Linked DNA regions of Homo sapiens: region 1 is linked to region 2. Evidence: chromatin loops called from intact Hi-C (ENCODE). Cell type or tissue: PC-3. All regions are shown on one strand. Each heading gives the region's core, and the rest is flanking DNA. Links, peaks and the distances in the headings are about the cores only.

What was found. A loop is a pair of places that touch in the nucleus more often than their neighbours do. Peaks named below come from ENCODE experiments on the same cell type or tissue, not always from the same donor. Only the 100,000 strongest peaks of a DNase experiment are listed, where the experiment ranks them.
Region 1: a loop joins it to region 2, with 10 times the contacts of the local background. A loop is called at or near these places in 7 of 110 quality-filtered maps.

Annotation. Positions count from the first base shown.
Region 1 is chr6:40,958,542-40,965,759 of GRCh38, reverse strand. All of the region lies in intron 1 of LOC101929555 (a long non-coding RNA gene), which reads left to right. Among named protein-coding and RNA genes, the nearest start is that of UNC5CL, 77 kb to the left of the region's middle. In PC-3, for the core only: no CTCF peak of the experiment used is centred there; DNase peaks (open chromatin) are centred at 3,329 and 4,519; H3K27ac peaks cover 2,349 bases.
Region 2 is chr6:40,903,458-40,910,675 of GRCh38, reverse strand. All of the region lies in intron 1 of LOC101929555 (a long non-coding RNA gene), which reads left to right. Among named protein-coding and RNA genes, the nearest start is that of UNC5CL, 130 kb to the left of the region's middle. In PC-3, for the core only: no CTCF peak of the experiment used is centred there; DNase peaks (open chromatin) are centred at 3,085 and 3,715; H3K4me3 peaks cover 536 bases; H3K27ac peaks cover 1,712 bases.

The DNA of each region.
Region 1 (7,218 bases), core at 1,103-5,102, 55 kb before region 2:
TTCCCAAAGATATATGACTGCATCAGGGTCTAGGCCACAGTATACCCTGGATATTTTGCTGAAAACGAAAAGCCCCAGAATTTTTCTTATGATTGGCCTGGTTCTTCCAAATTAAACTAGGTGGGAGAAGTTACTAATAAAGAATTCTGGTTAGTTGGCAAGCAATGATTAATATGCCAATGTTCCTCAGTTGATCGTGAGTGTGAATTCACTTTGTTTGATCGCGTAAGTTCCTTGAAGCCCTTCACTTGCACCTTATTTTCTCATAGTACCTCAAGACTTGCCAGGCACATAGTAGGCACTCAGTAAAGAACTGCTGAATTAAATGATGCTTGCACCCACATGCACATCTCATCCTCCAAATTCTTCCCTAATGGACCGTGGTGACATGCTTTAATTAAAAGACCGCTATTAAAAATGGAGCCCTGATGAGTAAACATGGTAATATGTGGTGGAGGGAATGATTCACTAGCTTCCAGCCACCAAAGTTTAATTAATCCACTGTAATACCATTTAATGTTATTGGATACTCACCACAGGGGAGAAGCTGGGCCTCTGCAGGGAATGTAAAGAAAGATAAGGACACTCAGGTTTCTAGGATTCTCATTGGCTGAAGCCCAGAGAGGAACATTTCTCCTTCAACTGCTTCCTTGGTCTAATAACTACTCATTGGGTACTTTGGGTTCAATATTTGCTATTTCTGCAAAGTCTGGCTTTGAATGCACCATTGGCACCACACTCTACCTATAGAACCTGCTTTGTTTTCTTCTTTCTTCATCCACTAGTCTGTCATTATTTCCATCCTTCCATCTGTTATATCCACCCATCTATCCATCCAGTCAGCTTGGAGTACCTTTCTTTTGTGCCAGGCACTGTTTAAAGGTAAGGTCCTAGACGATCTGGTTGTCCCCTTCTTCAGTTCCTACCACCTTCTTTTTCACTCCGCTGAGTGTCACACCAGCCTTCCTGTTATTCCCTAGGGTCTTTGCATTGACATTCTCTTTGATTGAATTCCATTCCACCAGATTCTTACATGGCTTACTCCGGTATTTCATTCAGGCTTTTGCTCAAATGTCCCCAGGAGTACTGCACTTCCATTATGCTATCCCCTTTACCCTGCTTTCTTTTTCTTTGAGCCACTTATCACCACTTGAAATTATAGCATTTATTTATGTGTTTATTGTCTAGCTCTACTTTTAAGATGCAAGTTCCTTGAAGACAAGGATTTTCTTTATCTTTGATGCTATATTCCTAGCACCTTAAAGATAGTCCAGCACAGAGTAAGTGCTCAGTAAGTATTTGTTGAATGACAGAATGATAATGGCCTTAATTTTGCCCTTGAATGCTTTACAGTATATTTAGGGTGACAGAAATAATATTTAAGAAGATAAGTAAAATAAGGTGGCCAGATGAATGGTTTCTGACCATCAGAAGACAAGATGATCATGTTTACTTGGAGGGGGGATTTCTTGGAAGGCTGGGAGCACTTAGATAAGGGTGATGTAGTAGATAACATGCCTGCCCCACCCACATCCCCCCATACCACCTCCAGGTTCACGTGCATCTGCCATAGACAGTGACTGTGCCCACTAGCGCTTCCCACTCACCTGCTCAGGGTTTTGGATCTCTGGGTTTTTCTGGTACTATGGGAGTTTGCTCAGCTTAGGTACAGGGTGACCCAGAGGGGTTGGAAATTAAAGTCCCCAGAGGTCAGTAAATAAATATTTCTGCTTCCCTGTCCAGCACCGGGACAACTCAGAGGCATATTCTCTGCAGTCACTCCTGGGGGGAGTGAGTCCAAGTGTCCAAAGCAGTAACCCCCTCATACATGTGCCCTGTATTGGCTTTTCTCCCTTCCCTGTCTCACTTCTCCACCTCACTTGGTGTCTTAGGCTCACCTCTTACATAAACCACCAGCACCTACGATCTTGTCTCAGGGTCTGCCTTCAGGAAACCCAAACTAAGACAGTCAGTGTGGGGAAAGGCTATTCCAGATACCATGAAAAAAGTCAGTAACCTGTAGATTTCCCTGGGGCCCTGACTGTCCAGCAGTCTGAGCCCCTGCACCTTGCTGGTGCCATTGACCACTTACTCAAGTGAGGGGGAGCCTTTGATCCCTGGTGGCAAGGGAGGCAGCAGAGTGCAGGGAAAGGGTGGGGGTCTAGGAGTCAAGAGTCCTGGGTTCTCTCTGGGCTCTGCCACTAATATGCTGTTTACCCAAGGGGCAAGTCCCCTCTCTGGTTCTTAGTCTTGTCATTGGCCCAGGGAGGTGTTTGTGCTGTCTCATCCCTAAGCTTCCATGTTGCTCTGAGATGCCACACCAGCTCCATGGTTTGCTTTTCTTCACTTCTCTTCCCTCCCACTCCAATCATCTGTATTTGCCTCTTGGTCTATTCCTGCAAAGTCCCCATGCTGGGCCTAGTTTTGGAGGTCTGGATGGTAAAATACCCAGCGTTAGTTTTCTCTAGTAAGGAAAATTGTTTTCTCTACGCCTGAGGTGTCATTATTGTTAATAATGATGACATCAGTCTACCTCATCAGGACCTGTGAGTGCTTAACTAAGAAAAATGCTTTTGTCATTGTTAGTAAATATGAAGTGTGCCTACTCAATCAGAATGACACCTCCAGACGGGTGAGTCCATTCCTTTCCCCACACCCCAGCTACTCATTTGCAAATGAGCCCTTCTTCAAATGACAGTGTTTATTTTTTATTGATGTTTCAGCACTTTGACAAATACATTTTTCCATGAAGAGAAACATAATTAACTTAAGTCATTTATATTAATCACAAGGGGGGAAAGTCATGCAAAACAGGGGTAATTTTGTACTGAACAAGGCACGATATCTAATGAATATAGATGATGCTGATTTATGTGTTTATCCAAAAAGCATCAGTGGGGGAAAAAAAAGCCAACACCAAACCTCATCCCACTCCCACAAAAAAAACAACAAAGAAATAGCCTTCAAGGTCTGTTTAATGAGGCTTCCTCGTTTGGTGGCATCCTGCCCACAGATTGAAAAATAAAATGACTTTTCAAGTGTTTATGGAGCTTGAAAAGCCAGAGAAACTCCTTCCCAGCGTGGGTGCCCTCTGCATGAATTCAGGGAAACTGGAATTACTTATTTCAGCAAATTCAGGCTGATGAGGCCCAGTCTACACAGGTGGGCTGTCACAGACTCCTTCCCATGGAAGGTTCAGGAAGGATTCTGAGGTCTGTCATTGCAGGATGTGGTCAACAGAGTTCTGGCCACAGTAGCTCAGATTCCCCAGCTGTGTCGACCAATGGAGGTGGATCCACTTGATGGAAGGTTGGAATGATTCACCACTGTGAGTATGAGTGGTAACACTTCCTGTTTGTGTAGTTCTCTCTACCCTACACTTGTGAGTAAACTAATTGGCTGGGGCTCACAGAAACAAAGAAGAAAGACTCAGGCAAGTGGGAGGAGACAAGGAAGCACCCTAGGAACATCATGAAGTCACAGAATGTTCGAGCCAGAAGCCCATACCTGGCACAAAACTCACCTCCTCATTTTCCCACTGAGGAAACTAAAAACCAGAGAATGAGAACAGTTGGCATTTGTTGAGCATTCGCTTTGTGTCGGGCCCTGTTCTAAGTGTTTTTTGTGTTTTAATCCTCACAATAATTTTATGAGATAGGTACTATCATTATACCCATTTTACAGACAAGGAAACCAAGGCTCAGAGAAAGAAGGGTACTTTCGCAAGGAAGGTCCCACAATAGGAGACTGGCTGGACTGAACCAGACTTTGGTCTTTCCAAACCCTTCATCCAGAGCGGAGGGAAGCTGGTCATTTGTATGAATGAAACACCTGTGGGAGCTTTTATGCCAGACTTTGGAAACTTTTTAAGAGCTCATACTGTCTCTTTTTGTTTTATGTGGTCTGTTCCCTTTGCTGCCACTAGCCATAAACATCCCTACAAAATCTCAACAGACTGCAAGCTTGCCTCAGGGACACAGAGGTGATGGTTTAATGAACTACGAGATGATACTCCAGGGGATCTGGGTTGGGATTATTAGGCGGAGGGAGTGAATGTGTGTCGGCAGAGGACCTAGTGCCCAAGGGTCCCAGAAGAACAGAGAGGCCTGCCCTGGAGCTGGTCTGGGACCTTGCAGGGCCTTGCAATAGCAGCCACTGCTCATTTTTTCTGGTGGAAAAATTGAGGCAGGGCAACCTGTTCCTGTCCACTCAGGTTAGTGGTGAGCCCTGCCTACCTGAATCCTTTGCCTAGTCACGATTTTTCCTCCACTCCAGGCTCTCAAATATTAGACAGTAGTCCTGAGGGGCATTGAACTCTGGAGCCAGAGTGTCTGGATTTGATTCCTGCCTCTGCCACTTAATGTGTGAACTTGGAAGAGGCCTCCAACCTCTCTAGGCTCAGTTTCCTGTACCTCCACCACCGGATGGCTAAGGATTAAAGAGCTCGATGTATGCTAAGGACTTAGAACAGCAGAGCAGCATATGTTAGCATCAGCCATTGTCACTATTATTATTGGAAACAACCCAAAGCCCGTGAGCACTCACCTCCTCATCAGTGACCACATACAAATCTTAAGCAAACACCAGATTTGGGCAGGTCTAGGACACTGGGGAGGGCAGGCAGGTGTCTGGTTCAGGGGCAGGCTGCAGCCACATCTGCCTGCATGCACACTGAGCCTCCTGCCCACTGACCAGGCTGCAATTTGTCTCTTGCCTGGTCTGCAGCTCCCTGCACATGCCAGGCCAAGAGCGGGCGCCGGTGCCAAGGCCCCATCTATCCTCCACTGCCTGGATGGTGGGGCTGGAGAGCGCATCTGTCACTGTCTCCGGTGGCATGGATGACTGGCATGTCATCTTTGACAAATGTCTGTGCTGGCGAGCTCTGTGCGGCTGTGGGTACTTACAGATGCCGAAAACTCACAAACACAGAAGGGCTGCTCCGCACGCTGGCAAACATAAATGAGGACTAGGGCAGCTATGGATTGGAAGGCGGGGGAAAGGAGGCAGCAGAGTGCAGGACTTGGACTGGGAAGACCTGGGCTCTGCCTCTCACCATATCCTCTCTCTGCACCAGGGTTTCATTGCCCATAAAGTGGCCATAAAGGTCTCTGCCCTGTCTTCAGTGATATCATAGGAATCAGTCATAATTTTCATCATACTATTGGCAATGATAGCTGCAAACCCTTATCAAACACCTGCCTTGGGTCAGGCACTTACACATACACACACTTCCTCACCAAATTCCCACAAGCACATTTTACAGATGAGGAAATGGAGATTCAGGAAAGCAACTTGTCTGGGGTCACATAGCAAGTGTCGGAGCCATCTTAGGACACATAGGACACACCTTAGGTGCATACTGTAGGTCAGGGGTCAACAAGTTTTATCTATAAAGGGTCAGAAAGTTGATGTTTTATGCTTTGCAGGCCTATGATCTCTTGCATCTACTCACTGCTGCCCTTGTTTTTTGCAAATCAGTCAATAAATAAATGAATGTGGGTGTATTTCAATGCAATGTTATTTATAAAAACAGTTGGTCAGCTAGATTTAGCTCTGAATCTCTCAGGCCATAGTTTGCTGACCCCTGGTCTAGGCTTCCAAATCAAAGGAGGTGATTATGAGACAGGGCTGTTTACACTTCTGACAGGCAGTATCTGGTATGGTTCACGTCATGGACTTGGGAGCCAGCCTGCTTGTGTTCCATCTCCAGCTGGGTCACTTATTGGTTGTGTGATCCTGGGCCAGTGACTTAACAGCTCCATACCTCAATTTACCCATCTGTAAAATGGGACTAACAGTACTGTTTAGACCCCAAGGTTGTGAGGGTTAAATGATTGATCATGTAAGGAGCTTGGAGTAGTGCCTGGCATTACCATCATGAGCGCTGGGTAGATGTCACCTATGATCACATGCCAGGGGATTTTATCTGCAACACCTGAGAGTCTGATGCTCATTTAGATGATGAGGTGGGCAAAAGCTCCTGGCTCAGCTCTCCTGGTCGCAGCTTTCTTCTCTCCTCCTGCCACCAACACAAATTCTTTGTCGGGGAAGTGCCTGCCTTATCATTTGTTCAGCATCTCAGTGGCAGTCCTAACCCCCTAGGATGCCAGACATGGAAGAAACCTTAGGGCCTAGTCTGCTTCTTACAACCATACGGACCCTGAGGTCCTTGTGACCTTGGCAAAACATTTTGCTTCTTTGCACTTTAGTTTCCTTATCTGCTTTTTTTTTATTTTTAATTTTTTCATTCCTCTTAGCTCATATCTAAAGTTTCATTATCTGTGAAAGGGGGATGATAGTAGAAGCACCCACCTCACATGGGTAGAGAGGTACATCGATGTTTATGTACAAAGAGCCTGGCACAATACTTGGCAGAGAGTAAACGCACAATAAACATCAACATCTTTATGAGGGGAACACAAGGGAGGGAATAAGAGGCCACAAGGATTCCTGAAATCACTGGGAATCCTGTAAGAATAGACTTCGAACTCCTATCCTGTAGATATTTGACAGGAGATGTGGTTCAGACACTAAGGGGAACGTGACCTTCTTCTGTGGTCCTAAACTAGTTAGATCTGAGGCCCTAGCAGTAATACATATATTCTCTTACCGAATCTTCCCCAGAACCCCACAAAGGTTTTAGGTGGAACCTATGAGACTGCCAATATTCAACAATTTTTAACCTACAAAGACACTTTCATGTGGTTTACTCTAATGTTATCATTATCATTTCTACTTTCAGATGACAGGCTTAGAGGGGTTAAGCAGCTATTTGAAGGTCACACAGCCTGTTTGTGGAGAGTGCTTTGGACAAACCAGGACTATATAATTCCAAAGCCTATATGAGAGTTCCCCACATGGTCAGAAAAACAAAAAACCACAACAGCCATTGCAAATTCAACTTGAATGAGGTAGCCTGTACTGATGGCTGAGAAGCAGTAGCTGCCTGAGCATAGAGGAGGAGGCTGAATAGGGTTGGTGGGGGCAGAGTTCCACTGAAGAGAGATCCTAGGGTCGGTCAAAAGACCCAGTCCTTAATGCTCTGACCTATCGGTGGCAGCCACTGTCATTCTGCCATTCTAACATTCTATTCAAGGAATGATTTCAGCAAGTATCCCCTAAAGGGCAGGTACTTAAGGTGTTCATTGGCAGGACTCAGGAGCTCTTGAAAGACAGGGACTCCCCTCTCATGTATCTTGTAAACACCTTACTGTTTCC
Region 2 (7,218 bases), core at 1,109-5,108:
TCTGCCTCCACCTCTTTACAGCAGTTTTAGGCCACACATTCTAACACAGTGATGTCCAAAGGCAGAAATAGGGCTGTCTTTAATGGGATCTTTATCTTAAGGGCAAGAATTCTCATAAGGGCTCCAGTGGAACTTCTCTCAGGTCTCAGTGGCCCCATGCTTAGCTGTAATTCAATCACTGGCAAGAAGAATAGGGTAGCCCTGATTCACTAAGACCAATAACTGGAGCTTAGATGTTGTGTCATCCACTGAAATGAGAAAGGCTGGAAGTGACTCTATAAAGAGATTCTGGGACCTTTAATTTAACTTCATCTTACTCTTTAAAAGAGATTGCTGTGGTCACTGAAGTATAATTTCAATTGCTTTAGATTATTCTTTTAAAAGCAGAACTTCTAAATTTTTTAGAATTTGAGCTTTTGTAAAATCTTCAACAATTGTGTCACTATTGACATTTATAGGGATATATTTGAATAATAAATGGATAAAGCTTTCTGCAAATTATTTTCTGAGAAGGCAATAGGTAAACTTGGTAAAAAAAAAAATGAAGATACAAGGAGATTTACCATGAGAAACAACTCTGCTCCCATCCCTGTCCTCCCTCCAACCCTTGACCTCCCCAGAGCCAGTCACTACTAAGGATTTCTTGCGTGGGCTTCCAGAAATACTATATGCATGTTCAAACATGTATGCATTCATATTCACCACTTCAGTACTAAACAAACAGTACACACTCTACTTTACCTTGCCTTTACACTTGGATGCCACTTTAAAATGGACATTCCTAGCTTTTATATTTTGCCTGAGGTGGTAAACTATTAATTCTAAATGGACTGTGAAAAAATGTCCATGTATATTACACTTTATAGAGAAACCATTAAAAATAATATGAAGAGAGATAGCTAAAAAGTTAAAAGGTATATTAAAATATAATACTAAAAATATTCAAATAATGCAAGAGAAGGCAGGAAAGGGGAAACAGGAGCAAGAAACAGAGAGGGAAAACTAATGAAACGATAGATCTAAATTCAATCATGTCAGTTAAATTACATAAAATCGCATGAAATATAAATGGTCTTAACACACCGAGAGTGTCAGAGTGGAAAATAACAACAAAACAACATCCCACCTCTATGTTGTCTATGAGACAGACTTTAAATATAAAAATACAAATAGGTTTAGTTTAAAAGTAAATAATGGAGAATATGTACCATTCAAACAGTAATCAAGAGATAACTGAAGTGATATAAAGTGGTGTGGCCAATATGGAAAAAGTCTGGTGGTTCTATTTAAAATAGAATTATTATACAATCCAGCAATTTGACTTCTGGGTATAGATCCAAAAGAATTGAAAACCAGTTCCCAAGAGATATTTGTACCCTCATGTTCACAGCGTTATGTACAACAGCCAAGAGGTACAAGCAACCCAAATGTGCATAGACAGCTGGATAGATACATGAAATATGGCCTAGCCACACAATGGAATATTATTCAGCCTTAAAAAGGAGGGGAATTCTGACACATGCTACAACATGGTTGACTCTTGAGGAAATTATGCTAACTGAAATCAGCCAGTCAAAAAAGACAAATACAGTATAATTCCATTTGTATACAGTATCTAGAATGGTCAAATTTATAGAGGAAGAAAGTAGGATGGTTGTTGACAGGGGCTGTGGGGAGAAGAAAATGGGTGAAATGTTGCTTAATGAGTACAGAGTTTCAGTTTTGCGAGATAAAAACATTCTGGAGATTGGTTGCCCAACTATGTGAATATACTTAACACCACTAAACATCACTGAACACTTAAAAGTGACTAAGGTGGTAAATTTTATGTTATGTGTAGTTTACCATAATTTAAAAACATAGTTGAAGTGGTTAGATTAATGTCAGAAAAGATAGATTTCATAACATGGAAAGTTACAAGGGAAAAGAAGAATACTACAGAAGAGCAAAAGGGTCAATTCACCAAAAGACATTACAATTCTAAACATATACGCATCCTACCATAAAACTTGAAAATAAATAAAGGAAGAATTGACAGAACTGGAGGATGAAACAGAAAACATGCTATCATAGTTGGAGACTCCGGCATGCCTCTCTCAGTGATTGATACAACTAGATGTAAAATCAATAAGGTTATGGAAGACCTAAACAACTCGAGTAACCAATTTGACCTAATGAACATTTTTAGAAAAAGTCCATAGCAGAATACATATTCTTTTTAAAGGTGACATTCTGAGTGTACAGCAAGTCCTTCCAGCCTTTCTTTCTTCTTTAGTTCTTCGTTCATGTAATTGTTTCTCTCTTCCTGTCTATCTTTCTCTCTCCTCCATCTACTGCTCCCTTTTCCACTTATTTTGTTACTCTCTTCCTTTTCCTCCCATCTCATTTCTTTTTGTCTTTCTCCTACCCTTTAATATATTCTATCTAGTACTAATTTCATAAAATTAGATGCTTACTGTTTTAATTTAAAAAAGAGGTGAATGTTTTCTTTCTGAACAAAAAATAAACAATTTTAAATTAAGTTGATTTTTTGTATGTGAGGTGTTCAGTTGATTTCTCCCCCTAGATCTGGCCCTGACTATCTGCTTTAAATTGCTTTGGAAATTCATAGCAAGACCATTTATGACTGCAGTTGCTGGGAAAGGAAGGCTTCCTGGAGGAGGTAGAATTTGGAGTTGGATAAAGCTTGGATTGATAAGGGTGGTTTAAGGGGAACTTCATTTTAATTTATCTGTCTGTGTTCAAAGCATTGTAAATGATCTGTTTGTCCACATGGCGTCGAATGAAGTGAATGCACAAATGTGGGCACCCATCCCTTCTCCATCTCACAGCTGCTATTTTTGGGGAAGAATCTCTCCTTTCTTAAGTGCCCTTTCCCCTCACTTTTCAGAGCCAGGCCCACTGTAATAACTGTAGGTTTTTCCCTGCTGGAACTCTCCATTTTGCCTAACTGCTTACCATTGTCAGGTATGCAGTTAGCTTTGCCACTTCTCTTGGAGCTGCCAGCTCATTATTTGTTTGTCTCTGGATGCCCTGCGGCTTCTGCTGCTCTGCCTCACTGGCCTTGGATCAGGCTCCTATGCATGACCTGGCAGCGTGCCACCTGCTTCCTGAGGCTCCTGGAGACCTCTTCCTGGCCCTCTGTCTCTCTAAGTGAGGGATACTTTCCTCTTGGACTGGGAGGCTGCTTTTTTAAGCACTTTCTGCTGTCTCATTGTGTGTGCATGTGGATGTTTGCACTTATGGAAGTGTGTGTGTGTCTGCCAGAGGAGGATGTGCTCATGAAATAATAGCCTGACCATGCAGCTTAAATCGACAGCATGTGCTTGGTGGTACAAATGAAGACCCATCTGGAATCTCCATCCCAGCCTACTACTTCTCACAGGGTCAGTCTGTCCTGTGAGTTCCTATATGTTTATCAGGTTCACATAGAATCTGAGCTGTGATTTGCAGGGACCCGGGAGGATCTTCTCTACTCCAAAACTCCTCCTCCACTGGGGCCTGAAGTTTTGCCATTTGGCATTTCTTAATTTGGGTTGAGCATTGCCTTCTAGAGACTCCGTTTTAAAAGTGCAAATACTTCTGGAAGGAGGCACCCAGAGCCAGAAAGATGGAATATTATATGATTAATTTCCTTCACATTTTTACAGACAAGGAAGGAAAGCAATGTGCCGGTGATGTTTCTGAGGTCACTTGGCAAGTACATGGCAGAGCCCTAGTTCATTAGTCATCGCCTTCCTGAATCACAGGGCACCACCTTCACAATGTGCCATAAAGGCATTCACCACAGGCTTCTTTACCTAATGGGGCCATTATTGGGAACATGATGGGCAAGACCAATTGGAACAAAAGGTGCTGATAATGTTGATAAATTTGGACTTTTCCATAACTTAGGGAACTGGTTTTCTGTCTAGACCAGTGCTATTCAATGGAAATATAATGTGAGCCACAAACATGAACCATGTATGCAATAAAAAACTGTCTAGTAGCCACATTAAACAAATAATAGGGAAAAAAGGGCAAAAACAAAGCAGGTAAAATTAATGTTAATAATTTATTAAACTTAACCCAATAGTATAAAAATATTATTTTCACATGCACTCTAAAAATGCACTTTTTAAAAAATTAATGAGATATTTTGCTGTTCTTTTTAACAAGGTCTTTGAAATGCAGGTGTATTTTACACTTAAAGCTCATCTCAATTTGCACTAGCCACATCCAGAGCTCAATAATAGTACATATGACTAGTGACATCTGTACTGAATGGCAGCTCTAAACCATCCCTTTTGGAGGATTTTGTACCTATCCCTCTGACCAAGGCATTGTCTGCACATGCCTTTCTCCTCCAGACCTGATGTTCATAGGCCTGTAGGTACCATAGGAACCATCCAGTCCAAGGACTTCACCTTCTATTCCATGGAATCCTCAGAGATGCAGACAGGGGTGGAGAGTTGGGGAGAGGAAGGGTGCCTGTGGCTTTGCTTCCAGTCATGTGCATTGCTGTTATATGGGTGTCCTGATGAATATCTGCAGATTACCTTACCAAATGTCACCTAAACTAACCCCCACAAAAGAACAAACTGCTTAAACATATCCCTACAGCAAAACCACAAGTTGAACACAGTATCTGTAAGGCAAGCCCAAGTGGATGGTGAGAAATAGCTAAACTGGCATTTTCTTACTCCCATGACAAACCCTTTGTCAGCCATGTGATGAGACTACAACAGCAGTGGTAGGGCCAGCTTCTGCATTTCAAAACTATCAGTAAAGCTATATGAAATGTGAATGTATATCCACTGTCATTAACAAAGAACTTCACCCTAAGAATGGCTTATGGCTTGGTATATTAGTGTGTGATATGTCTAATTTGTTACATATGTTTTATCATGTAGGCAATATATTTGTTTCATAGATGGACACAATTTAGACATACATACAGACTTTGAAAACATTAGTTGGATCAGGTCACTCCTTTGCTCAAAAGCCTGCAATGGCTCCCCACTCCACTCAGGGGAAACCTCAAGGCCTATGATGGCCAGTGGGCCCTAACCCCATTGTGCCTGCCTCACCATGTTTCTGATACCATATCCTCCCACTCTTACTGCCTTTCTCTCTGCTCCAGCCACACTGGCCTTTTTGCTGTTTACCATTTTTATTAAACCCATAACAACAAAATCCATTCAGTTTTGCACATTTTTGAACTTTTTAGAAGTGCAGTCATACTGTACAAATTCTGCCATCTTAATCAATTTCCCTATTCTTAAGATTTATCCATGGTATTTTATGTAGCTATAATTCATCCATTTTTACTACTGTATAGTATTCCAGAATGTAATCGTTCCTCATTTAAAAAGACATCCTCCCACTGTAGCTTCTAGTTGCTTTTTTTCTGTTCAAACTGGCTGGGCCACTATGAACATTTTGTCTTTGGATATGTGTCCTAGGGCTCATGTGCCCACATGCACTTAAGTCATAGGCGTACACATTATCTACATGCCTTTTGTCACTACCTTTATATATGCTTGTCACTAAGTTTGGAATCTCTTCCTCCTCTGCCAAACTCCTGCTGGTATTTTAAGACCAACTCACATGTCACCTTCTTTGAGAAAGCTTCCTCTCTATGTCTTGAAACTTATTATTTGTCAAAAGATACAATTTCAACAAATTGAGTTTAAAGGTGTAATTGGCTTTTATTAGCAATTCATGAATCAGGCAGCATCCCTTCTGGAAAATAGATATCAGCTCTGATGACCTGAGTAGAGGCAGTTGGCTTTACAAGCAGAAAATGCTGAAGAAACCAAAACCGAGGAACAAAAAGCAGACTGGTCATTTCAAAGTTACAGAGTTCACAGAGAGGACTTCCTTATCATGCCTGCTCAAGTAGACTGCCTGGTGCTGTAAATCTCCTTCCTTTCCTTTCTTTTCTTCTCTTTTCTCTTCTCTTCTCTCTTCTCTTCTTTTTTCTTCCTACCAGCTCATCTTAAAGGTATGTTTGATTTTGCGGTACCTAGCATGAGTGGTTCCATTGTGATTTGGTCTGGTCTCTTGAGGCTTACTGCAGGAGCTCAGTCCAAAACAATGGCCATCCATACATTTTAGCACTTGTATGTGATGCATCCTAGTATACCTCTCTCTCACTCTGTACATTAAGTGTAGTGGCATTTCTCTTAAGTAACCTCTGCTGCTATTATTCCATTTAGGCTGCTGTAACAAAATACCATAGATTGGGTGGCTTACAAGCAACAGAGATTTATTTCTCACAACCTGGAGGCTGGGAAGTCCAAGATCAAGGTGGCAGCAGATTCAGTGTCTGGTGAGGTCCTACTTTCTGGATCATAGATGGTGCCTTCCTGCTGTATTCTCACAGAGGGAAGGGGTGAGGGGGTTTCTCTTGAGCCTCTCTTATAAGATCATGAATCCCATTCATGAGGGCTCTGGCCCCATAACCTAATCACTTCCAAAAGCCCCACATCCTAGTACCATCACTTAAAGGGGTTAGGATTTCAACATATGAATCTGGGGGGACAAACATATATACCATAGCATCTACTTAAAGCCCAAACTTCTGGCATAAGGCAAGCTCTCTGCTCACCCTGTGATGCATGCTAATCAATGTCTGAGGCCCAGTGAACCCTTACAGTCGACCGGCTTCTAGCTATCACTTCTGCTCTTACCTATTGAGTTAGACACAAACCATGAGCTCCCAAACCTGCCTAGCCTAATTCTACCTGTTATAGTAGTTGCATGATCTAACTGAGTGTGGCACGGACCAATGAAGTACAGGGGAAAAAGAGTGAGAGTTGTTTTTATACAACCTAAAAGTTGAATGCTTCAGGAAGACACATGGAAAAGCTGATGCATGAAGGAGTTTGAGCAAGCTCATTTTCATGAGATGCTATTGTGTGGTCACATGTGTATCTCCTCAAGACTGAACTCAAAGACAGAGACCATGGTGGCCCCATCTTTGTGCCTCATGTTCCAACCAACAGCCTGAGACGAGTAGGAGTTGATGAATGGATGTTGATTAAGAAATGAATGAATAAGTCAATGTTGAGATTTTCAAAGGGAAAAAAGGCTCCCTAAATGTGAGTCATGAAATCAAACTGCTGGAAAATTAGGTGTGGGTGGAACAACTGTAAAATATTAGAAAACAGCCTGCAAAAATCTCAAGATATTCTGCACTTGAATTGCATTAGCAAGTGTCCTTAAATTCTCACT